2 separate regions of the Homo sapiens genome follow, and region 2 is linked to region 1. The links are chromatin loops, found by intact Hi-C in ENCODE. Cell type or tissue: sigmoid colon. All regions are shown on one strand. Each heading gives the region's core, and the rest is flanking DNA. Links, peaks and the distances in the headings are about the cores only. Region 1 overlaps TRAF3IP2 (TRAF3 interacting protein 2). Region 2 overlaps REV3L (REV3 like, DNA directed polymerase zeta catalytic subunit).

Region 1 (11,757 bases), core at 1,868-9,867:
TGAACCAAACCTGAAACAAAGCCTTTTGCATCTGCTAATTCCTTTTGGGGGATCTGTGCTGTTTAGTCATTGACAACTCTGAAAGCTCTCTATGACAATGATTCATTGCTGTTTTCATTCAAAACATTTTATTTCTGAACACTTTCTTAAGATCTTAATCATTTTAATTTTGAGCATTTCTGGAGAACAGATGCTGCCCCACATACATTATAGTCCTGATATCAATCTATAGATCATATATATCTTACCATAATCTATAAAGGAAGTCCTCAAATACGTAACAATTGGGTGAATGTTAGGTGTTCAGAAGAAAATTGAGTGCCATCTATATATCTGGCTGCTTAAGTGAGTTAATATGACCATTATACACACTTCCATTTGGGAGGTGTGTTTCAAAAAACCTCAGTGTAGATACAGACTCGTATTTTCTCTCCAGCCCCCCTTTCTTCTCCATCTTCTGCCCCAAGGGCTTCCTGAGATTTAAGTGGTCCATTCCAGACTAAAAGCCAACACAAAGTAATTATTCAGCTTTCACATTAAAATGCTAGTCAGACAATTTCCCCAAGACTTTAGCCTGAGAAAACACTGGTTCATCCTGACTGGGTAAAGCTTATCCAAACTGTACTGTCTGCTGCTCTAAGCTGACCCAGGGATGAGTGATGGAGTCTGTGATGTTGGACTGCCCAGAGGCAGTGTCTCTTCTTCAAGCTGCTGAAGTGTTTTTTTACTAACATATCTGAGCTGTGCTTTGGTCTACTCCAAACTTGCTGGCCTTTCTGCAAAAGTGAGTGGATTGCGGGGAAGAAGGGAGCGGGGAACCAGTTTCTCACTCTCCTCCCACTTGCTATTGTCAGAAGAGCGAGATTTCAGGGCAGCAGAGAGCATCAGGAGATCAAAAGAAGACACTGCTGGGTGGTCCCTTAGCAAGTTTTAGCTTCTTTGCCTGCTGGGAGAGTATTCCTTGGGCACAGTGCCAAGTGTCTCTAAGAAACTAGTCATGCCTGATCTTAAGGGCTCGCGGATTCTGGGTGGTGGATTTCCTTAGGCTTGTCTGAGCCTGCCAGTGCTCTCCTCTGTCGCTCTGATTTCCATTCACGCTGAGCAGTCTGCACTCCCTTGGACAGACCCACTGGCATTTTGGGCCTGAGGAGCTGTGCCCTGAGGACAGCATACAACGTAGGCATAAGCTCTTAGAGCACCCCAAGCCCAAGGTTTCCTCTTATTATTCTAGAAGGACAAAAGATATTGCATATAATTTAGAAGTTTGTTTACAATAGAATAATTTGATCAGTTTCTAATAAATGTAAAAATTTTCTCTTAGGGAAAGTCTTTATCACTTATTCGATGGACACAGCTATGGAGGTGGTGAAATTCGTGAACTTTTTGTTGGTAAATGGCTTCCAAACTGCAGTAAGTATTTTGTCCAAATAGATAACTGAACAGTTATAGTGAGTACAATGGAGAGAAAAGCAGCAGAAGAAAAAGTGTAATAGCTGTTGGTGTTTTAAATGATATTATTTGATTTATGTGATTATGCATTGAATGCTTATAGATTTAGGTAATAATTTTCTAGATTTTAAGCTATCTGAAGTCTCCAGCATTTTTTTCCTGTATGCTGTTTGAGTGACCCCAAGTACCTCTGAACAGCAAGATCAGTGCTAATGCTGACCACATATGCAGCGGCCCCTGGCCTGAAGGAAACGCCGGGCTCTTGCTGCACTTTGTACCTTTGTCCTTTCTCACCAATCATGCCCACTTTGTCTGAGTTTCCCATGATGCAGGAAGCTGCAGGCTTCACCATGGTCACCTGCTTATTTAACAAGGACCTTTTGTTCTGCACTGGGTTATGAGGTTTGAAGTAGAATCCTGCAGCCTGAATCCCCCATTGCGCACAGCTGCCATTTTCATACCTTGACGCAGTGATGCTTCTGGATGGGTGATACTGGCCAGGTTTGGGGCTGGTCTAATCCAGTTCCAGGGGAGGCTGACCTCACCCAGCCCTGCAAGCCCACTGTGATCTTGGCTCCAGAAATCTCAGGAAACACACACTGCCCCTGTCCCCCTGCAGTCCCTTGACACAGTACAGCTTAAAGCCATGTAAATTTTTCTCTATGATAAATAAAGTACCACATGATGCTACTCAGGGGACTGGCTTTCCTCAAACACTGAGATAACTTCTTTTCCTTTCCAGAGCCCTCTTCTAGGCCTTTTCTAGTGAATTCTAGAGAGTGGTGAAAAATTAAGGGAAATATCTATGAATATAAATGTCTATGGGTAAAGAGGGATACTTAGTAACTAAATATCAATTTTAAAAGTTATTTAGTATTGTTTAACAGGAGTTTTTATTTGAAGCTTTCTTTATTCTATAAGATAATTTTTTTTTTTTTTTTGAGACAGAGTCTAGAACTGTTGCCTGGGCTGGTGTGCAGTGGTGTGATCTTGGCTCACTGCAACCTCTGCCTCCTAGGTTCAGCCTCTCAAGTAGCTAGGATTACAGGTGCCCACCACCATGCCCAGCTAATTTTTTTGTGTGTGTATTTTTAGTAGAGATGGGGTTTCACTATGTTGGCCAGGCTGGTCTCGAACTCCTGACCTCATGATCTGCCAACCTTGGCCTCCCAAAGTGCTGGGATTACAGGTGTGAGTCACTGCACTCGGCCAAGACAATTTTCTAAAAAATGAAAATGAAAGTTCTTTTTTAAAAAATGCATACAACTTATACAATCCAACTCCATAATTATATAGAGACTAATATTTCCCTTTCTCATTTCTGGTATAAGAAAGCACTATAGCAGCCAGGCGTGGTGGCTCATGCCTGTAATCCTAGCACTTTGGGAGGCCAAGGCAGACAAATTGCCTGAGCTCAGGAGTTCGGGACGAGCCTAGGCAACATGGGGAAACCCCATCACGACTAAAATACAAACTATGGCCAGGCGCAGTGGCTCACACCTGTAATACCAGCACTCTGTAAGGCTGAGGCGGGCAGATCACCTGAGGTCAGGAGTTCAAGACCAGCCTGGACAACATAGTGAAACCCTATCTCTACAAAAAATACAAAAAAATTAGCCGAGTGTGGTGGCACATTTCTGTAGTCCCAGCTACTTGGGAGGCTGAGGCAGGAGAATTGCTTGAACCCTGGAGGTGAAGGTTGCAGTGAGCCGAGATCTCGCCACTGCACTCCAGCCTGGGTGACAGAGCAAGGCTCTGTCTCAAAAAAAAAAAAAAAGAAAAAAAAGTTGGCATGGTGGTGTGCGCCTGTAGTCCCAGCTACTTGGGAGGCTGAGGCACAAGAATTGCTTGAACCTGGGAGGTGGAAGTTGTAGTAAGCCGGCATCACACCACTGCACTCCAATCCAGCCTGGGCAACAGAGCAAGACTCTGTCTCCAAAAAAAAGAAAAAAAGAAAGCACTGTGGCAACTGTGACATAAAATCAAATTACACTGGGTGTGGTGGTGCGTGCCTGTAGTCCCAGCTACTTGGGAGGCAGAGGTGGGAGGATCACTTGAGCCCAGGAGTTGGAGGCCAGCCTGGGCAATATAACAAGACCAGGTCTGTAATATAAATAAATACTAAGACATAAGGCCAGCATTTCAGAAAAGATCTTACTTTTTGTCATTTCCAAAGACACATACTGATTGCCCCTGGAGGAGAGCTTAGGTTTTGTTTGTTTATCTTCACAACCAGGGGCCACATAGGCAGAATTTAAATCTGTCCCTGACCCTCATCTCTATGAAGACTTGTGGTAGAAATCACAGAGCCCGGTCCTGGACAGCTAAGTTATTATTGACACATCTAGATCCCCTTAGTGGAATGAAACACTTAATGAGTAATTTAAGGAGAGTGTAATAAGGGGCCTATTACAAAGCTTTGGGTAGGTTTTAGAGAGTCCAATTTTATTGGGGATAGTGCAGTATTCTGGCACTAGCAAAAGCAGGGAGTTGTTACTGCCCCTAGGTCTAAAGAGTCAAAGAAGGAATTCTTACTGGAAGATGAAGAGGATGGCTATATTAGTTTGCTAGGATTCCTATAAAGTACTACCGATTGGGTGGCTTAAGCGTAGAAATTTATTTTCTCACAGTTCTGGAGTCTGGAAGTCCAAGATCAAGGTTTCAGCAGGGTTCATTTCATCCTGAGGCTGTCTTCTCCTTCTGTCCTCACATGGTCTCTCCTCTGTGTGGACACGTCTGTGTTCTAATCTCGTCTTCTATGGACACCAGTTCTGTTGGATTAGGGCCCATACATATCACCTCTTTTTATCCTAATTACTTCTTTAAAGGTCCTGTCTCCAAATACAGTCACATTCTGAGGTAGGGTAGGGAGATAGGGCTTCAACATAGGAATTTTGGGAACACAATTCAGCCCATAATAGTAGCTGTGTGGAGGAATGATCATAACAGGAGCTATGGACTTTGGGAGAGACTTGGAGAAACAAATGGAAGATATCCAGCTCATTGCACCACCCAGGATGTCCACTACAGTAGCTGGGAATAATTTAGAGTGCTTGGATAATAACAATAATCACTATTTTTTATTTATTTAATTTTTTTTGAGACGGGGTCTTGCTCTGTTGCCCAGGCTAGGGTGCAGTGGCACGATCTCGGCTCACTGCAACCTCTGCCTCCCAGGCTCAAGCAATTTTCCTGCCTGAGCCTCCTGAGTAACTGGGATTACAGGCACCTGCCACCAAGCTCAGCTAATTTTTTTTTGTATTTTTAGTAGAGACGGGTTTTCACCATGTTTGCCAGGCTGGTCTCACACTCCTAACCTCAAGTGATCTGCCCCCCTCAGCCTCCCAAAGTGCTGGGATTACAGGCGTGAGCCACCACGCCCGGCCAATTATCACCATTTACTGAGTGCTTATTTCCTGCCTGGCATTATGATAGGCCTTTTCCATGTTAACTCATTTTAGTTCTCACAACCACCGTAGGAAGTCAGTTTATTAACTACATATTACAAGTGAAGATAAGATTTAGAGAGTTTTAGTAACATTTCCAAAGTCATGCAGGTGGGAAGTGGCAAAGCCAAGACAGAACCCAAGCTGTCCGTTTCTTCTCAACCCTGACACTATATTGCTTCTCTCCCATATAATAGCAATGGATTAGTGACACAGTCTCAGAAAGCTACAAAAGCGTTCTCAAGAGTAGTCGTTGGCCATCACACATTTGAAAACAGGAGTCATCTAAACCAAAATAACAGCCATTCCATTTTTCATGTAAAGACACATATTCTGAACTCTGTACTCTATGTATGTGATAGTTCGGTATACACAGGGCATGGTCTCTTTCCGTAGGAGGCTTAGCATCAGGTTGAAGAGACACAGCAGACATAAATGAAACATGTCCTGAATAAAAGAATGTTATCATACGTGTTAATTGTCCAGTATCATTAGTGGTCACAATGGGGTAGAGTTAGGTGAAGTGAGGAAGAGGAGGAGATTGGCATGTGGGAAGGATTCACAGAGCAGGGGGGTTTGTGCTGTGCCTTTAGGGTACAGGGGACTCCAATGTGGGGAGTAAAGTAGACAGGATATGTGAGGAAAAGAGAGGCGAGGCTGGATCATGGATGGCGAGGCTGGATCATGGATGGATCATGGATGGCTTTTCAAGTGATCTGCCTGCCACGGCCTCCCAAGTGCTGGGATTATAGGCATGAGCCATCGTGCCTGGCCTGGAATGACATTTAGGACAAGTAATCTGGGAGCAGTGCAGCTGAATCACGTAACCCCTCCCCAGGGACACTCTCCCTGAGTCACCCATTCCAGTATATAATCCCTCTTCCCATCAAGAGCATCTCGTAAACACACACGTGCACGTACACACACACACACACACACACACACACACACACACACACACACACACACACACACACTCTGCAGTATAAGCCTGAGCCCAAGAAGGGCCTTCTTATTTGGTTTCTTATAAAATAAAAAATAACTGATCTTTCTCCTTTTAAAATATCCCTTCAAAAACTTGAATGCTGATAGTAAATATCAGTCTTTTCAAGGCCTAAGAGTTCTACTTCTGACTTTCATCATAAACCTCTTCCCTACCGTTTCAGTAATTGTTTTTGTGACTGTTCCTTGGCTCTGCTCCAAGTTTCATACAATCCTTTTGAAACATATAGATTGAAACTGTACATAATACCATAATAATGACCTCACTAATGCAAGTAAAGCACCACAATTGTATCTCAGTTACTTGTATGCCACACATCCATTAAAATGTTCCAGAATTATGTTTGCCTTTCAAATGTCTAAATTACAGATATATAATATATGTATATTGCTGGCTTATATCCAACTTAGTGGTATACCGTGTCCCTCAGATTTTTAAAAACCTGATTATTGTGTAGCCATAGATATATTTTGATGTGTATCACAATATCCTAATTATGGACATAACATTAACTACTTAAATGCCTACTAATGTTGAAATAGGGAATATTTTCAGAAAATTATATTTTGTTTTTTAGACCTATGTGCTCCTTCTTGCAAAAAGCATTAGTTAAGTTTTGGAGCTTTAAATGTATATAGTATTGTGTTTTCTTCTGCTCTGCATCTTGAGAGAACCTCTCATTAAGGGCCAACTCCCACATCTTTTTTTTTGCAGATTGACATATTTGAGGATAGAATCCGAGGCATTGATATCATTAAATGGATGGAGCGCTACCTTAGGGATGTAAGTACATTCCAAAAACCAGAGTTTGTTTTCTGGTGAGAAAGACAATGAGCTTATGAAGTTGTTTTATTAAAGAAACCCTGGCATACCCACCTAAGTCTGAAGCTGAGAAAGCCCCAACAAAGCCTCCCTTGTTGGAAGCCGTGCAAAGACTTGGAAAGGAAGGACGGAGTCGCCCTCTTGGACATGCACAGGCAGGAAATAACGGTCAAACCAGACACAGGTGGTTGATAACAATCAGAGGAAACAATCTTTTGACGAGAATAGGAAAGAAGGAAATGAAGGCGGAGAGTGGGGAGAGAGCAGCAGAATTCAATTTAATCTGAGGCCACCCCAAGTGTTTTGTAGAATTGGGCTGAAGAGGTTTCCTAGGCAGCCTCGCAGGCTGCACAGCACACCACCCCCGAGGTGCCCACGTGCAGCCCCGTGATTTGTTCTCCACTGACAGAATCTATACCGGCCACTGGGACACGTTGTGCTTTAACAAGATCGAAATTGATTGCTGCCAGCGTGTCCGTGTCGGCTGCTTCTTTTGGAGGGAGCCAGTGGGGGACGGGAGTCTCAGCAGGCTGGGGTGTTGCACTTTTCCTTTTGTCTGCAGCCTGATGTTTGCTTTGTGCTGAAGGGTCTGTTCCTACTGACTGTGCTAATGTGTACACGCAGAAGACAGGGCAGTCGAGTGCAGTGACTGGCAGCTCAGAACCAGCTGGAGGGAGGGAGGGTGCTTCTTACTGTTGGTGTTGCAGTGCCTTTTTGCCACGACACAGACTCACTCAGTGATTCGGGCTTTCATTAGAGGTTTATTAGTGATGGTTGTGGAAAATGGTAGGCAAAAGCACATCTATTTGAGAGAGCCCCTCTCTGAGCCATTTGCTCTGCATGTTCAAGGTGGGGCTGGGCTGGAGACAGAAGGGAGAAGCAGAGATAAGAGTCTGCCTGAGTGGGGGCCAGTGCTTCTCTTTCTATGGAGAATGAGCCTGGCCCTCCACCCCGTGTGTCAGAGAATGCCCACAGTCCTGCTGGTACACTTCCATAAACATGCCTTTCTCCCTCTCATTAACAGAAGACCGTGATGATAATCGTAGCAATCAGCCCCAAATACAAACAGGACGTGGAAGGCGCTGAGTCGCAGCTGGACGAGGATGAGCATGGCTTACATACTAAGTACATTCATCGAATGGTGAGTGGGGAGGGGATCACAACACCTCACTGTCCCCTGGGGATGGATACCTTGTCCAGGGAAGTCCCATTCTTCCCCAGAGACCAGCTGAAGGCAGCATGATGCTGGGTGAAGAGCTCCAGGCTTGCCATGTCAGGAGAGGAGCTGTTGGTTCTGGCTCCATCTACCTTAGGGACTGTGGGCAAGTCCCTGCACCTCTGGGACTCAGTTGTTCCTATCAGTTGCAAGGGGAGAGCAATCTGTCATCTCTAGGATCCAAGATTCTGGAAAGACGTGCTCTGCTGGCTTGGCTGTTTACCAGCAACTATGAAGTCCTAGGAGGCAGGAGACGGGGTGGTGAGGAGGGCTGGCCCCTGCAGCTGTATCATGTTCTGTGCCCTACCTTTTCAGAAAGGCAGGTGGCGTAGTGAAAGGGACACCTGCTGTTGCATCATGTGGGCCTGGTTAAAGTTGGCTTCCTCATGTACAGGCTGTGTGACCGTGGCCCCACTGCTTAAACTCTTTGTGCCTCAATGTCCCTATTCACAAAATGGGTCACTAATACTTACAGGATTGTCGTGAAGATGAAATGAAATAATGTTTTCAAAATATCTGGTGCATATCAGATGCTCAAACAAGGGAAGGGAGTGTTCTTAGCTCATGACAGGTGGGGAACTATGGGGCCTGGTTATATTCAAATAAGTGGGAGACATTTAGGATATTAAACTTGTCCAGCATGGGATAAAACTAGAACATTCTGACCGAAACAATCACCCAGCGTTGGAACTGGCTGTTTTATGGGCTACGAATCCTCCTTCTCCCCGTGATTATAGAGACGCTGTGAGACAGTTTCTGCTTGACTAGGAGGCGGTGCTACACTTGTGACTTTCAGGCTGTCCTGTGGAGTTCCCAGTGGGTGCCCATATGTGCTGGAGGAGGGGCTGGGTCTGCGCCTCCCACCCCTACCTCAGCCAGAGCTGGTCTGTACTTCTCAGGCTTGTTTGTTGACCAAGGATTCTGAGATTTAAAAAGGCTTGGAAAATCACTGGACTAGAACTGATAAGCTCCATTTCAGCTCTAACACTTCATGAGGGGGAAGGCACCTGGAATGGGCATAGAGTGTCACTAAGATGGGAAGATGGGGAGGGCACAGTCAGGCTGTCTCGGGGCACACAGCTTTACCTCAGGGGAAGCAGATGTAGGTCCCAGGTCTGTCCTGTGGGTCAGCAGCGTGGGAAAGTAGGAGGGTGGGTATTCCCCATCTGAGTCTTCATGGTCTCTGTCTCCCTTTCCACCAAGTGCAGACCACTCACGTGAGCTCACAACCAAACTGAAGGAAGAGCCGAGGCAAGGTGATGAGGTTAAAAAGTGAGGCCAGGGAGTCAGGAGATAAGGCTCCCTCCTCTTCTGGTCTCAACCAGTCTCACAGCCCTTGTACAGTGCCCCGGAAAGGTATCATTCCTGGGAGTAAACTGCCTGAAAAGGTCATGGCTGGCTCGGGGTGCTGCCGGCCCTTGGTTGTCTGATGCATGTCTGCATGGCCTCAGAGCACCCAATGTCCTGTCTGCATCTCTAGGAACCTGCCAGTCCCAGAAGCTGACAGCTGGTGCGTGGGAAGGGCTCGAGGCCTCAGCCAGTTCCTAAGGAAACCTGTCTAGCTCTGTGGGTGTGTGGTGTAGCCAGGCAGTAATACACAGCTTGGCCTCAGAGCTTGTCTGACTGTACCAACTGGAACCAAACTGTCGCCAAACTTGGTTTCTTGGGCCACAATGTCTTGGGCCCTTACTCATCATAGAAGGGGTCGAAGAGGTCAGACACAGAAGTGCCTTCCTGACTGCCTGGCTGACTTCCTGCACCCCTCTAGGCAACAGAAAACCCTGGAACAACAAGAACTTGGCCATGACAGAGGTAGTGCAGAGGTACTGATGAGTAACTGCATCATACAGTGAATTAGTTTACAGAAACTCAGTTTCTGGAAGGGTGAGAGAAAATAAAAATGCACTGCTGCTGGCTGGCCCCTCCACAGGCTGGGCAGCCTAGTGCACAAGCCAAACTTCACAGTATACGGAGTCCTAGAAGTCAAACAAAACTCAGTGCTTCACTTGTAACTTATGCACCCCATCCCCTTCCTTTCATGTGTACTCGGTGCTGGTGTGGTGGGTGCTTCTAGCTGCACAGTACTTGGGTCATTTTAAAATATGTTCTTGGTGTTATCTTATGGTTTTTAGAGAGAGGTGGTTCCGAAAAAACACCTTGTGGAGGATTTGTGTGTGTTGTGTGATCGTGTGTGTGTGTGTGTGCGTATGCAACTATGTGAGAGTGTGTGTTTATGAGGGGTTTCTATGGTGATTTCAATAACCAGCTATCACCACTGTCACTTTCTTCTCTGTTCTGTTATTTCCATGCACAATGAAAACTTCTCAGTTATAAAAATGAATTGGAAGATGAAATGGTTGGAAACACATAATTCCTCGTCTCCTTCTCATCAGATGACTGAAAGCTTTGTGCTGGTCACAGGATTTGGAAGACTCTAACTCCCCTCCTATTGAAAATTCTGATTTTTGAGAGAGTTCTTGGTAGCTAAATCTTCTTGGGCTACCACAGTGTCAGAGCATATTGGAACTGGTGTGAGGAACCTAAAGCCTGGCAGATGGAGCTCTTCGCAATTGACATCCCCTCTCTGCCAAGCCCATCTTGTGCTCTAGTCACAGTGCATTAGTAGCTGGTCCCAACCACATCAACACACTTTCACACCTCCAGACATTTGCTCATGCTGTTGCCTCTGCCTCTGTTTTCCCTACTTGACCAAAATCTTTTCTTTCAGTGCCCAAATGAACCCTCTTTTGTAACTGTCCTTCCAATCTCTGATGTAGAATGGATGGCCCCCATTCTGGGCTTCTAGAGCAATTGTTAATACTTTTCACCCGGCACTCTGGTTGGTAATTTCCCTTTCTGCCTGCTCACTAGACTGCTGGCTTTGTGAAGATAGGGACTGTATCTGTGGTGTTCTGCTAAGCTGGCTCTCCTGATTTGTAGCACTTACCTATTTCCATGGTATAAATACTCTCCAATACCATCGCCAATTTCAAGCTATCAGTGTGAAGTCACTGAACACAGAATTAGGAAGAGATGCACACAACAAGCTTTTGTGAGCTGCTGCAAGCCAGTTCCAGCATACCCTGGAAGGTATCCTAATCCTTAAAACCCAAAGTCTGACATAGAATGTGACTTCTAACAGGCCTCCAATAAACGACTGATGAGTGAATGGAATAGATGTGTAATGGGGAGGCCTTAAAATGTTAAGTGTGTGGCACTCAAGTATGGAAATCAGAATAAAAATGCCATGTGGACGTGCATGATTATGGGTACCATTAACTCCTCATCCTCATTCCTGAAATTAAACCTTCACATTTGTTTGGTTTCAGATGCAGATTGAGTTCATAAAACAAGGAAGCATGAATTTCAGATTCATCCCTGTGCTCTTCCCAAATGCTAAGAAGGTAAACAAACAAAGAAACAAAATCCTCATAATTCAATCTTTGGTTTGCTTTGCCATCTGGGATTTTAAATGGAAAACCTTGTCCATTCTTTTTTTCTTTCTTTTCTTTTTTTTTTTTTTTGAGATGGAGTCTCGCTGTGTTGCCCAGCCTGGAGTGCAATGGCGTGACCTTGGCTCACTGCAACCTCTGCCTCCTGGGTTCAAGTGATTCTCCTGCTTCAGCTTCCCAAGTAGCTGGGATTACAGGTCCCTGCCACCAAGCCTGGCTAATTTTTTTTATTTTTAGTAGAGATGGGGTTTCACCATGTTGGCCAGGCTGGTCTTGAACTCCTGACCTCAGGTGATCTGCCTGCCTCAGCCTCCCAAAGTGCTGGGATTACAGATATGAACCACCATGTCTGCCATCAATTCTTTATCA
Region 2 (11,757 bases), core at 1,550-9,549, 210 kb after region 1:
CTTGATTTTCTCATTATTCTCAGTTGTTATCTAAATGTTGGAGTTTATTAAGGCTTGGTCTTAAGCCTTCTTTATATCTTTCTCTAAATGATCTAATTCCTGTCTACAGGATTACTACAGATAACTCGCAAATTTATATTCCCAGTTCAGATCTCTCTTTTAAGCTCCAGAACACTATATCCAACTACCTATCTGACATTTCCACTTGAATGCTAAATGGCACCTCAAGATTAGTATTTTAAAAACCAATTCATGATCTCACCGCATACATTCACCACCACTTCCCCAACACACTTATATATACATGCCTCCACATAAAAACCCATCTGGCCTTCTTTCAGTTTTCCTTATTTCAATGAATAGTGCCATCATTTCTTAGTTACACAAGTCAGAAACATAGAATTTATTTTTAACACTCACCTCATTCCCTCATTACCCACCTTGTAGTTTCTAGTCCCTAACCAAGCCTTATCACTTGTTTATCTCCCAAGTAACCCAGATCTATCTACTTTATTGTACTTCTTCCACCACAACCTTAGGCCAAACTGTCATCATCTCTTGCCTGGGCTCCTGCACCAGCCATTTTATCTACTCTTAGTAACTTCCAATTCTTTTGCACAGTAATCAGGGAAAAATCCCCACTCTGTTCTTAGTTAGTTACTACTCTCTTCAGATTTTACCTCCAGGAAACCTTCCCTAATCTCCTTGACTACATAAAAATTCCCAATTATATTCCCCTTTGTTGTATTAGTGCAGTTATAATTTTATTTTTCTAGTATGTTTGATGAATGTCTGATTCTCTCTCTAGACCCCACAAGGGCAGAGATTATGTCTTTTCTTCCTCATCATAGATACTTGATAAATAAGTGAATAAATGAATTAAACAGTTCTCTAGGTTAATGACTGAGGTATAAAATTCAGTAATTAAAACATAAACATTTAAAATACAAAATGTCAAAATGTTATTTTGGTTGGGATCAGAGGTTTGAATTTCATTTTTAAATTATGAAATTCTGGGGGGAATTCATAGGACAGCACCCACAAGTGGTACTTAAGTGTTTGGAACAACAAAAGGTTTTTTAAAAACCAGAAGCAGGTAATTTTGATATACATGTTAAATATTAAATTTCTTTCTACAGAACCAAAAACACAGAAGTTGAGTAATAAGAAAGGAAGTAATACTGACACTCTTAGAAGAGTACTGTTAACACAAGCAAAGGTAACTATACTAAACATTTTTAAAGATCAGTGGAAGAGCCAGTCTTTTTCCTAGATTTCAGTTAGATAATTGTTAACTTTGTCTCAATTAAAAAATTTTGGTTACTTAAATTTTTGCATCATTATTTGCATATCTTTGAGACAACAAAAATTTGCCTTTTTTTAGTTTTTTTTTTGATGTTGGGATCTAAAAGATTCTTATATGTAAATACAAATATTACAGAGAAAGTGAATATGATAGCCAAAATGTGGATTATGAGGATACAAATACATTAACTGATTACTGGCAAAATCAGAACAATCCAATGACAGCAGAGCTCAAGTAAGTGATTTTTGATCCCACCAAAAATATATCCTTTTTCTTGGTTTATTACTTTTTTCTAAAATATAACCTTATTGATTTTTTAAAATTTATTTTACTAAGTAGTAAAAGAAAGCAACATTATTTACTACTGAAACTCTGGAAAGTCACAAATGTCTTTATTCAAATACTAAAAATATGACAAAACTTAGAATTATATGGTTATGTGAAAGAAGTATACATTAGACATACATCCTTGGAAATATATGCTAGAAATCACTTATATATTGGCCACTTCTTATAAATGTCATTAACTACATAAAATATATTTTAATATTTCTGAGATTATCAAACTTTTTAAACTTTCATTTATAAAATACTGTTGAATTACAAGCTATATATATTAAAAAATACTATATCAGTGTGTTGTGAACATAACACTTTGGGGAAAACAGTTAATAGATTTAGAAATCAGAAAAAATAATTTTGTAAGAAATGGAAAGATTCCATTTTTTTCTGAATCTTTGAAGATTACATTGTTTTATTTAATTCATCTTTCAGACACATGTTATATTAGAGTAAAATACAAATCAGTATTTCAAATCTTTTACAAACTTTAGCCAAAGTAGTTGGAAATATATTGATTGCTTGCTTGTCTTTCTTACTTCCAAGAAAGGTCAAGATAAATGTCCATGTGGTATAAATGTCAACTCCCTACAAAACTGTTATTTTCAGTATTGAGGGCTTCTGAACTGAGAGATAACATATGGTTTGCTTATATTTCTACATGTATCCAGTTCTGATATCTTTGTTAGCATGAAAATAACATTAATAAAATACAGTTTGTTCTTGAACTTAGAGATGATATTAGTTTACCATTTATTACTAAACACATAAAGCATATTATCTGAGAATAAGTAATCAAAAGAAAAATGATTGCTCATGTATCTTTTTCTGGCTGTGTGTGTGTGTGTTTTTTTTTATAGAATCAATTTGCAGCAGTAAATACCCCACAGAAAGAAACTTCTCAGATTGATGGACCATCTTTAAACAATACTTACGGTTTCAAAGTCAGCATACAAAACTTACAGGAGGCAAAAGCTTTACATGAGGTAAAACTGCAACAGTAAGGACACATACATTGTGTTCAGTTTAACTCCTGTTTTATTCTATAAAACAAGTATGGAATTTTTTTAACAAGGGAGGAGTATATTGAATTCTATCCTATTAATCTTCATCTTGTTCTCATTTTACTATTTTGTATATTTACATGTTTATGTACAATACATAAACTTAAAGCATTTAAGTTGCTGAGACTGCTTTGTGATTTCATATCTTTCACAAATCTCATAACTGAAATTCAGCTTATGGACATTAAAATAAGAAAAGATTTTTGGGAGGTGGAGGTGGGATGATCCCTTGAGTCGAGGAGTTTAAGACTATCCTGGGCTACATAGGAAGACCCTGTCTCTACCAAAAAATAAAAATAAAATTAGATGAGCATGGTGGCGCGCACCTATAGTCTCAGCTACTTGGGAGGCTGAGGTGGGAGGATCACTTGATCCTGGGAGTTCGAGGGTGCAGTGAGCTGTGATTGCGCCACTACACTCCAGCCTGGGCTACAGACAGAGCAAGACTCTGTCTCTTTGGGGAAAAACAAAAAAAAGAAGTAAGTCTGTATTTTGGGGATTATTATATTAAGATGTTATGTCACATCTGAAATGTGATATTTACTTGTATTTTCTGTTTGATTGGCTGAGTGGATTAGAGCTTGCTACAAAAGAGGATAAATTCATTCACTCATATACTCTCTACTTAATCCAGCTATCTTCACAGCACAGGCTGCCTGCCAAAGACTAGGACTTTGCAAAAATATACATCAGCTACAGTATGCATTGGAAAGAATATGTGAATGGGTCACTGTAAATTTATTTGTATGCAGAAAACAAACTCAAAGCACATATCTGACTGGCAGTAAGATAGAAATTGGAGTATGTTTTCATTGTTTACACCTGTGCTGTCGTATGGTAGCCGCTAGCAGCATGGATATTGAGAACTTAAAATTTGGCTTATACAACTGAAGAACTGAATTTTAAACTTTATTTAATTTTAATTTAGATTTTAAAACATAGTTGACTCAAAGTATGTTTGGAACGACTTAGGTATGTAATACTATTTTTTACTCTTAAGTTGTATGAAATTACAGATCAAGTATTTCTGTAGAAAATTTAGCGTGCACAGTGAGATATACTAGAAGGATAAAGTACATACTCATTTCAAAGACTTCATGGAAAGAATAATTTAAAATATTTTGTTAGTAATTTTAATATTGATTACATGTTGAAAGGATAATATTTTAAATATATTGGATCAGATCAAAGTGTTTTTAAATTAACCTATTTTTATTTTTTTAAATGTGACTACTAGAAAACTTTAAGTTACATGTGACTTTCATTATATTTCTATTGGACAATGCTAGTTTTATACAGTCACTTTATGTCTTTGCTTTTAAAGCAGAGGATTAGTAACCACCTTTAAGTTATAATTCAATTTTTAAGTGTGGTTTTTTTTCTCAAGTCAATTCTGTTGTAAACTGTTCTAGAGATTAGATTAACATAAACTGAGGGAAAAATTTTAATATTGTCCTCCTTTGTTCTTCACATTTGAACTGAGAATTATGTTTTTTTAGAATTAGATTGGAACATAGTCTCTCCCTCATTTATTCATTTGCACATTTTTCTCATTCAGCAGCATTCATTCAGTTTCTGTTTTATACCTAGGTCTATACTAGCCCCTGAAGCCTAGATAAATTAAGTGATAAATTCAGTAATACATACCATCAAATGCAAACTTGAAATTAGCAAATTTTTAAAAACTTTTTTAAAAATATGTATTAAAGCAAATTTGATAGACCATAGCAAAAAGACATGTTACATTTGATTATTCTCTTATTTGAAAAGTACGCTTTTCTACATTTTCCTAGGTAACCCTGTTTCAGAACCATGGGCCCTCTGGAAGTTAAAATCACTCTGGAGGTCTCACTGGTTGCTCTGACAGCTTCTTCCTCCCGATAACCGGCTTTCCTCATCTCAAGGCACATTCCAAACTGCCGCCCGGTGGTTGAAACAGGGAATAAACCAAAGAAAAAATACTGTTCTCTTCCTTTCTCTAGGAAATTATGCTTGTGGCATTTTCTCCCTCTGTTTCCATTACCCTAGGATAATCTCTCTTTCTTCTGCACATCAGTACTCAGTGCAGAAGACAAGGGTTGTAATCTTTGTCCCCCTTCTCACCTGCCTCTTGCCTAGTCACACTCACTAAATCTCTCAAGCCATGTCTTTATATAGTTTGCTTTAAAAAAATACCCCCTAAGCACAGTAATGCATTTTGTTATTAAGGAATAGAAATGCAAATTTTGAGTGTGAAAATTTGATCTAGTAAACAAAAATCAACCTCTAAGACCCTTTTAACCTAAAATTGTTTTCAGAGTCTTCATGTCTTTTCATATGTTCATCCCTTTCTTTTTTTTTTTTGTTTTTTTTTTTGTGTGTGTGTGTTTTTTGTTTTTTTTTGTTTTGTTTGAGACATAGTCTCACTCTGTCACCCAGGCTGGAATGCAATGGCACAATCTCAGCTCACTGCAACCTCCACCTCCCAGGTTCAAGCAGTTCTCCTGCCTCAGCCTCCCTAGTAGCTGGGATTACAGGCATGCGTCACCACACCCGGCTAATTTTTGTATTTTTAGTAGAGACGGGGTTTCGCTACATTTGCCAGACTGGTCTCAAACTCCTGACCTCAGGTGATCCACCTGCCTCAGCCTCCCAAAGTGCTGGGATTACAGGCATAAGCCACCGTGCCCGGCCTCATATGTTCATCCCTTTCTAATGAAACTGGTTGTTTTGTTTTATTTGGGTTTGTGGGAGGAGTTTTCCATTTAAAAATTTTTTATTTACTAAATTAATGCATGCTTATTGTTAAAATTAAGTTCTGAAGAGTATGCATTTAAAAGTAAAAGTTTTTTCCCTTAGCTCTCCATTTCATGTGGTTTGATTTTTTTTTTAATACTAATATTTTAAAGTAGAAACAGCAGTATATGTTTCTGAGGAAAGTGGTAGATTTGTATTTGTTTTATTATTATGCCTTATACATGCATAATTGATGTTCTTTATATTTTAAAAAGTACTTAGTGGCCAGGCAAGGTGGCTCACACCTGTAATCCTAGCACTTCGGGAGGTTGAGGCAGGAGGATTGCTTGAGGCCAGGAGTTCGAGACCAGCCTGAGCAACATAGTGAGGCCCCATCTCTACAGAAGTTTTTATAAATTAGCTGGCCATGGTGATATGTACCTATAGTCCCAGCTAGTAGGAAAGCTGAAGTGAGTGGATCACTTGAGCCCAGGAGTTCAGGGCTGCAGTGAACTATGATCACACCATGGCATTCCAGCCTGGGCAACAGAGAGAGACCCTGTGTCTAAAAAAAAAAAAAAAAAAAAAAGATTATTTAACAAATTTACAATGAGCACATGCAATAGTATATATACCAAAAATACTCAATCAGGACAAAAAAATTTGCAATGAAAAGTAAGCTTCCCTCCTACTTTAGGCTAGCAATTTCTTTCCCCCAAAGCAATAAGTATGTCTGCATTTTTATGTCACTTTTCAGAAATTTTCTATGCATGTGCTTCCATTTTTTCATGTATAGAAGTTTACTGTGTTTACTGGTTCCATGTATCAGTGTATTATAGTGATCTTTTTATATTAGGACATACAGATCTGCCTCATTCCCTTGAAAATCTTAAAGGTTACAGAATATTCCATTGTGTGTATCCTTTATGGATACCACATAATTTATGTAACCTGTCCCCAACAGGTAAACATTTAGTTTTTTTCCAGTCTTTGCTATTCTCGAGTAAACATCCTTGTTGTGTATATTTTATCTACATGTATGAGTGTATCTGTCTCTAGGATAAATTTTCAGGAGTAGGATTGCCACATCAATGGATTTTAATTTTGATAGAGATTTACCAAATTCTACTCCTGTCACTAGTGAGAAACTTGAATTTACATTTCTTCAACAGTTTGCATGCAAGATAATACAAAACACAAATCCTTTGTTAAATTTATATGATCTGAATAATTACCAATATTGAAACAGGAATCTGTTTTCCATTGCCAGGTACATGTACATGATAAAAAGATGAGGTATAATTCTAGCTATAATCATGAATTCAACCTATATTTTGTTTTTCTTATTTACTCTGTCTTGATTTTAGAAAGAAAACTAAGAATTACAGTTAAAAGTTTATATTGGCATAGAAAAATAAGCATGAAAAGCAAATATTAACTTTTTTGCATTATATGTTAAAGAGAAAATGTGCATGTGTAAAAATCTGGCTGTTGTGTAGTTGATACCATAACAGTTCTTTTTTTTTTTTTTTTTTTTTTCAGGAAAAACTATAATTAAAAATCTGCCTAGTGTATGCAAAAGTCTAAGTTTAAGTAGCCCTCAAGTAGTAGTGAATTAATTGGTAGGAAATTTGAATTTTAAAAAAGCTCTCTTTTTACTTTAAACTACAGGTAAAACTATATAGTTTAGCTAACTACATGAAGAGTAAAACGTGACAGACTTTGGTTTCATTGTATAACTACTTGGACTAGTCATTCTCTTTCTCAAACAGGCATTGAGAGATCCTGCATATATTTGAGAAAAATAGTCTAAATATTGTCATTGAGAGCAGATTTTCTGAAATAACATCATGAATTGATTTAATCTAATCTTGGGATTAAAAATCTTTCGTTTTAATATATGGAGTGCTGCTGAGCTGTGACTTTGTCCTTTATGTCCATTTTTTCTGTAATCTTACATACATATTTCCCTAGAGCCTTACATACTTCTTTGAGCATGTCTTTAAAAAATGTTTTAAAAACATAGTATTTATTTGCTTTTATAGATACAAAATCTTACCCTAATCAGTGTGGAGTTGCATGCTCGAACTAGACGAGACTTAGAACCGGATCCTGAATTTGACCCAATCTGTGCTCTGTTCTACTGCATCTCATCTGACACTCCACTGCCAGATACAGAAAAAACAGAACTCACAGGTGTAATAGTGATTGATAAAGACAAGACAGTTTTCAGTCAAGGTATTGTCCATTTTTATTAATGATATACCTGCCCACTCTAGGGTGAATGTTTTAATGGGGAATTCCTGTGCTGAAGATCTAATCTAAGCAAGCATGATGACTCTTTTCTAAAATGTTTGCTGAGGTAGGGGTAGGAGATTGTGTATAACTTTGTCCTAGATTTATTATTCTTACTTGGATTAGTCAGAAGCAGCCAGGCACAGTGGTGCCTGCTTATATATAGTCCCAGCTACCTGGGAGGCTGGGCAACAGGATTGCTCGAGCCCAGGAGTTTGGGGCTGTAGTGCACTATGATTGTGCCTGTAAATAGCCACTGCATTCCAGCCTGGGTAACATAGCAAGACCCCATTTATTTATTCATTTTTTAAGTCAGAAGCAATGCAATATAAAGATCTTAATATTTATAATTATCTTATATAATTTGTTCTAAGTATTATTTTATAAAAATACTTACTACTAATACAGAGTCCACCTTATTATGTATCCCTAGATTAGGTGCACAGTCTTCCTTATGTATGCATATGCAGGTATTTTCCTGCTGATAGAGGGTTTATCTTACCACTATAAGTTAATGGTTTATAAGATACTTTTAAGATATATTCTTACTTTGCTTATATCTCTTTATCTTTCTTTCTAAATAATATACTTTTGGTTCAGAGGTTCTTCATATAGAATGCCATATAAGGCATTTTATAAAATACCTACTGTCCCTCTGCAGCTTTCAGTGGTCACCATTACAAGTGAATTCAGTCCACTGAGGAGGAAGTCTTAGCACAGAATACAACCATATTAAGAATTTGCAATTTATTCAGTGATGTGCTTGAGCTGACACATACCAGCTCACAAGCCAGTTCTTGGATTTTCATGAATTTTTCAAACTAGTTGCTGTCACTTTGGCAGTTGGAAATCAGTCATAGGGTGGGGGAGGGGTCCTTACATCATGAAATAGGCCAGCACTACAAATTAAGGCTTTCTTTTTTTTCCTGCAGAAGTGGTGGTTAAGCATTTTCATCATACCAGAGATTAAAATGTCCTGTGCTAAGCAAAGCTCTCCTGCTAGGAAGAGTAAAGACAGAAACAAAGTAATACAGTTTCTTCACAAGAGATATGTTATTTTCTTTTTTTTTTTGAGACAGAGTCTCGCTCTGTTGCCCAGGTTGGAGTGCAGTGGTGCGATCTCCGCTCACTGCAAGCTCTGCCTCCCGGATTCACGCCATTCTCCTGCCTCAGCCTCCCGAGTAGCTGGGACTACAGGTGCCCGCCACCATGCCCAGCTAATTCTTTGTATTTTTTAGTAGAGACGGGGTTTCACCATGTTAACCAGGATGGTCTTGATCTCCTGACCTCGTGATCCGCCTGCCTCGGCCTCCCAAAGTGCTGGGATTACAGGCGTGAGCCACTGCACCCAGCCAGTGATATGTTATTTTCTAGGGAATTTTATGAATGCAGCCTTTTCAGGAGAATAGCTGAAAATACAAAATTTGAATTTTCAGTTGTATATTAAACTAAAAAATCTTTTGAGAGTTTTTTAAAGACATTGAGTTAGTTATGTTTTCACTTGGGGAGATGTTTTCTTAATTTGAAATATTTCAGTAGTACAATTTTACTTAAAAGTAGAGGATAATATTACTTTTATATTATGAAGGTATATTATTATATAATGTTATATATAATAGACATTTTGTTTGTTTTTTAGATATCAGATATCAGACTCCATTACTTATTAGATCTGGAATTACAGGACTCGAAGTCACCTATGCTGCTGATGAGAAGGCACTTTTTCATGAAATTGCAAATATAATAAAGAGGTATTGTTTTGTATATCTGATTTTTCCAGTTTTATTCAGAGAGTCGTTTCATGCTATTGCAGATAATAGTGAAGATAAAAGTAAAGGTAGGAAGAAAGCGAATCCCTTCCTATGACCCTTGAAAGCAGAGTTACTCTTGGGAAGATTTTATACTCACTTCCCACCACCATCACTATTTTCATCAGACAAGGGATAGGAAAAGCAGTGTTCTGTTCTCAAGATTGAGGGGCCAGTGAAAGACAAATATTTGTTTAGCCTCTAACTAACTTCCCAGTTGTACTTGAGGTTGGTTTTTCTGTGGTGCTGAAATAATGGAGAACTGTATAAAGTTCCATTGTATTATTCATTAACTAGGTTTCTACCTTGGGAGCCAGCCACCATTTCAGTACCTTTTTTTGGTTTGTTTTTTCTTTTTTAAAGTTTTCTGAGTTCTAAACAAGCCAATATTTTCAAAAAGCTTTGGGATGCATTCTCTGTATAAATTTATCTGTTCATAAATGTAGGATTATCTATTACATACTCTTGTGCACAGAGCTCCTTAAAAAATCTCTTTTGACCATTTGGTAGTCGGTCCTCAGTCCGATAGTAGAATCTTGTCCAAGTTTATGAAAAAAAATTTTTAACAAAAATATTTTAATTTAAAAATAAAATCATTAAGTGGATAATTTGCATTTTCTCAACAGTGTAGCTCTTGGTAGCCATGGACTCTCTTATTAAATGCTTCACTTTGTAGAAACTTAAGGATTCTGCCCATTGCTAGGTTTAGGGTTTTAGATGCCTAAAGCAAGATAGAAGACATTCTTTGGATCCTGATATACAGATAAAAGCTGTCCATGAGCATGTTGTTATACTCACCCTTTTTTGTTTTGCTTATATAGTTGAACTTCATCCTATAAAAACTAAATCAGTATTCTACATGAAAAATTAAGATGATATTCTACAGACTTGTCATCAGATTGAATCCCAGATGGGTTAACATAAACCATTCTGAGAATTAGAAAACCAAAACATGTGTTTTCTACAAAACAAAATTAAATGACAGAGCATCAAAAATAGTATGCTACTACCCACGACTCTGAAGGAAAAAAAGTATTTTTACTATTTATAGCACTGGTGACTAGATAGATTCCCATCTATTTGAGTCTTGTCATTGTCAGTCCTACCTTTTATCTTCTCACAGAGGTTGTCATCAACATGTCAGATGCTTTCAGTATCCACACTTCTTTTATTTCTGCAAGCAACTCAGAGAAAGAAATATGTAAGAGTTTCAGTCAATACTATTTTGTGTACCAGCACATGTCCAGTAATGTCCCTGGGCTTGTATGCTTGCCTTTTCCTTGTTGGGTATATTCCCAATGATAGGATTACCTGCCAACATTGAGAATTTTGTTAGTCATTTGCAAGTATAATAACTTTCTTAAATGTCCATAAAATGAAATGTACTAGTAATTAAGGAAAATGGGGTAAACAAAACTGTCATAAAAAGAAAAATGCTTAAATGTCAACTTTTCAATTCTATAGTGTTCTTTATATATTAGTCCAAACAACTCTGCAAAAAGATTGATTATTTCATTCTTTCACCCTATTTGTTGTGTACCTACTCAGCACAGCCTTTGGAGTCAGCCAGCACTGTGTTTCTGTCTTGAATAAGTTGCTTAACTCTCTCAGCTTTGTTTTCCTAATCTGTAAAATGGGTAGATAATACACATAAAACTCTTAAACTCAGGTCTGGCACATAGTGAGTACATAAATGTTAACTGTGTGTAAGGGGCAGTGCTAGGTACTAATATAAAAATAAATATATCTTTATTTTTCCATTTTTAATATTGACTTCCTCAAGTGACAAACACGAAAAGTAATATAAAGTGATATTAAACAAGTAAAACCTCATCTATAATCTTGTCACAATCATTTTCCTCTTTCTGTATTTCCTTGGACTATTAACTTCACTTTGCGCAGTCTCCCTAACTTAAATATAACTATGATTCTTCCCTTTTCCTCTTCCCTAAATGCTATTACATTTATATTACATCATATCCATTTAACCTCAGAATTCTTTTTCAAGATGATTCCTTCCCCTCCGTGCCCCTTGCCTCTACTAGAGTACCCTTATCTGTCATGTGTGTAGATGGTAGTGAGTTACTTAAAATACTAACTGTGAAGCAGCTTTTTTCTGCCTAAGCAAATGGAACCATTTACCTATTTCTTCTGCTTCTATTTTATCCACAGTTTTGGGTTGTTTTCACCACTAATCCCATCTACCCAACTTTATTCTTTCTGTAACTTT

Evidence for each region. Hi-C counts contacts between places; a loop is a spot of excess contacts. Peaks named below come from ENCODE experiments on the same cell type or tissue, not always from the same donor. Only the 100,000 strongest peaks of a DNase experiment are listed, where the experiment ranks them.
Region 2: it touches region 1 in a loop (1.9-fold over the local background); 2 of 110 quality-filtered maps call a loop at or near these places.

What each region holds. Positions count from the first base shown.
Region 1 is chr6:111,562,548-111,574,304 of GRCh38, reverse strand. TRAF3IP2 (TRAF3 interacting protein 2) reads left to right here. Exons shown (of 9, transcript NM_147686.4): 5 at 1,322-1,410; 6 at 6,613-6,681; 7 at 7,745-7,861; 8 at 11,266-11,340. It also overlaps TRAF3IP2-AS1. Among named protein-coding and RNA genes, the nearest start is that of TRAF3IP2, 37 kb to the left of the region's middle. RefSeq lists enhancers at 7,941-7,990, 7,870-9,069, 9,234-9,906. In sigmoid colon, for the core only: no CTCF peak of the experiment used is centred there; DNase peaks (open chromatin) are centred at 5,694, 7,354, 8,697 and 9,444; H3K4me3 peaks cover 638 bases; H3K27ac peaks cover 4,475 bases.
Region 2 is chr6:111,354,727-111,366,483 of GRCh38, reverse strand. REV3L (REV3 like, DNA directed polymerase zeta catalytic subunit) reads left to right here. Exons shown (of 32, transcript NM_001372078.1): 15 at 1,140-1,219; 16 at 2,506-2,631; 17 at 7,470-7,662; 18 at 9,359-9,470. Among named protein-coding and RNA genes, the nearest start is that of SLC60A2, 100 kb to the right of the region's middle. In sigmoid colon, for the core only: a CTCF peak has its summit at 4,647; a DNase peak (open chromatin) is centred at 4,625.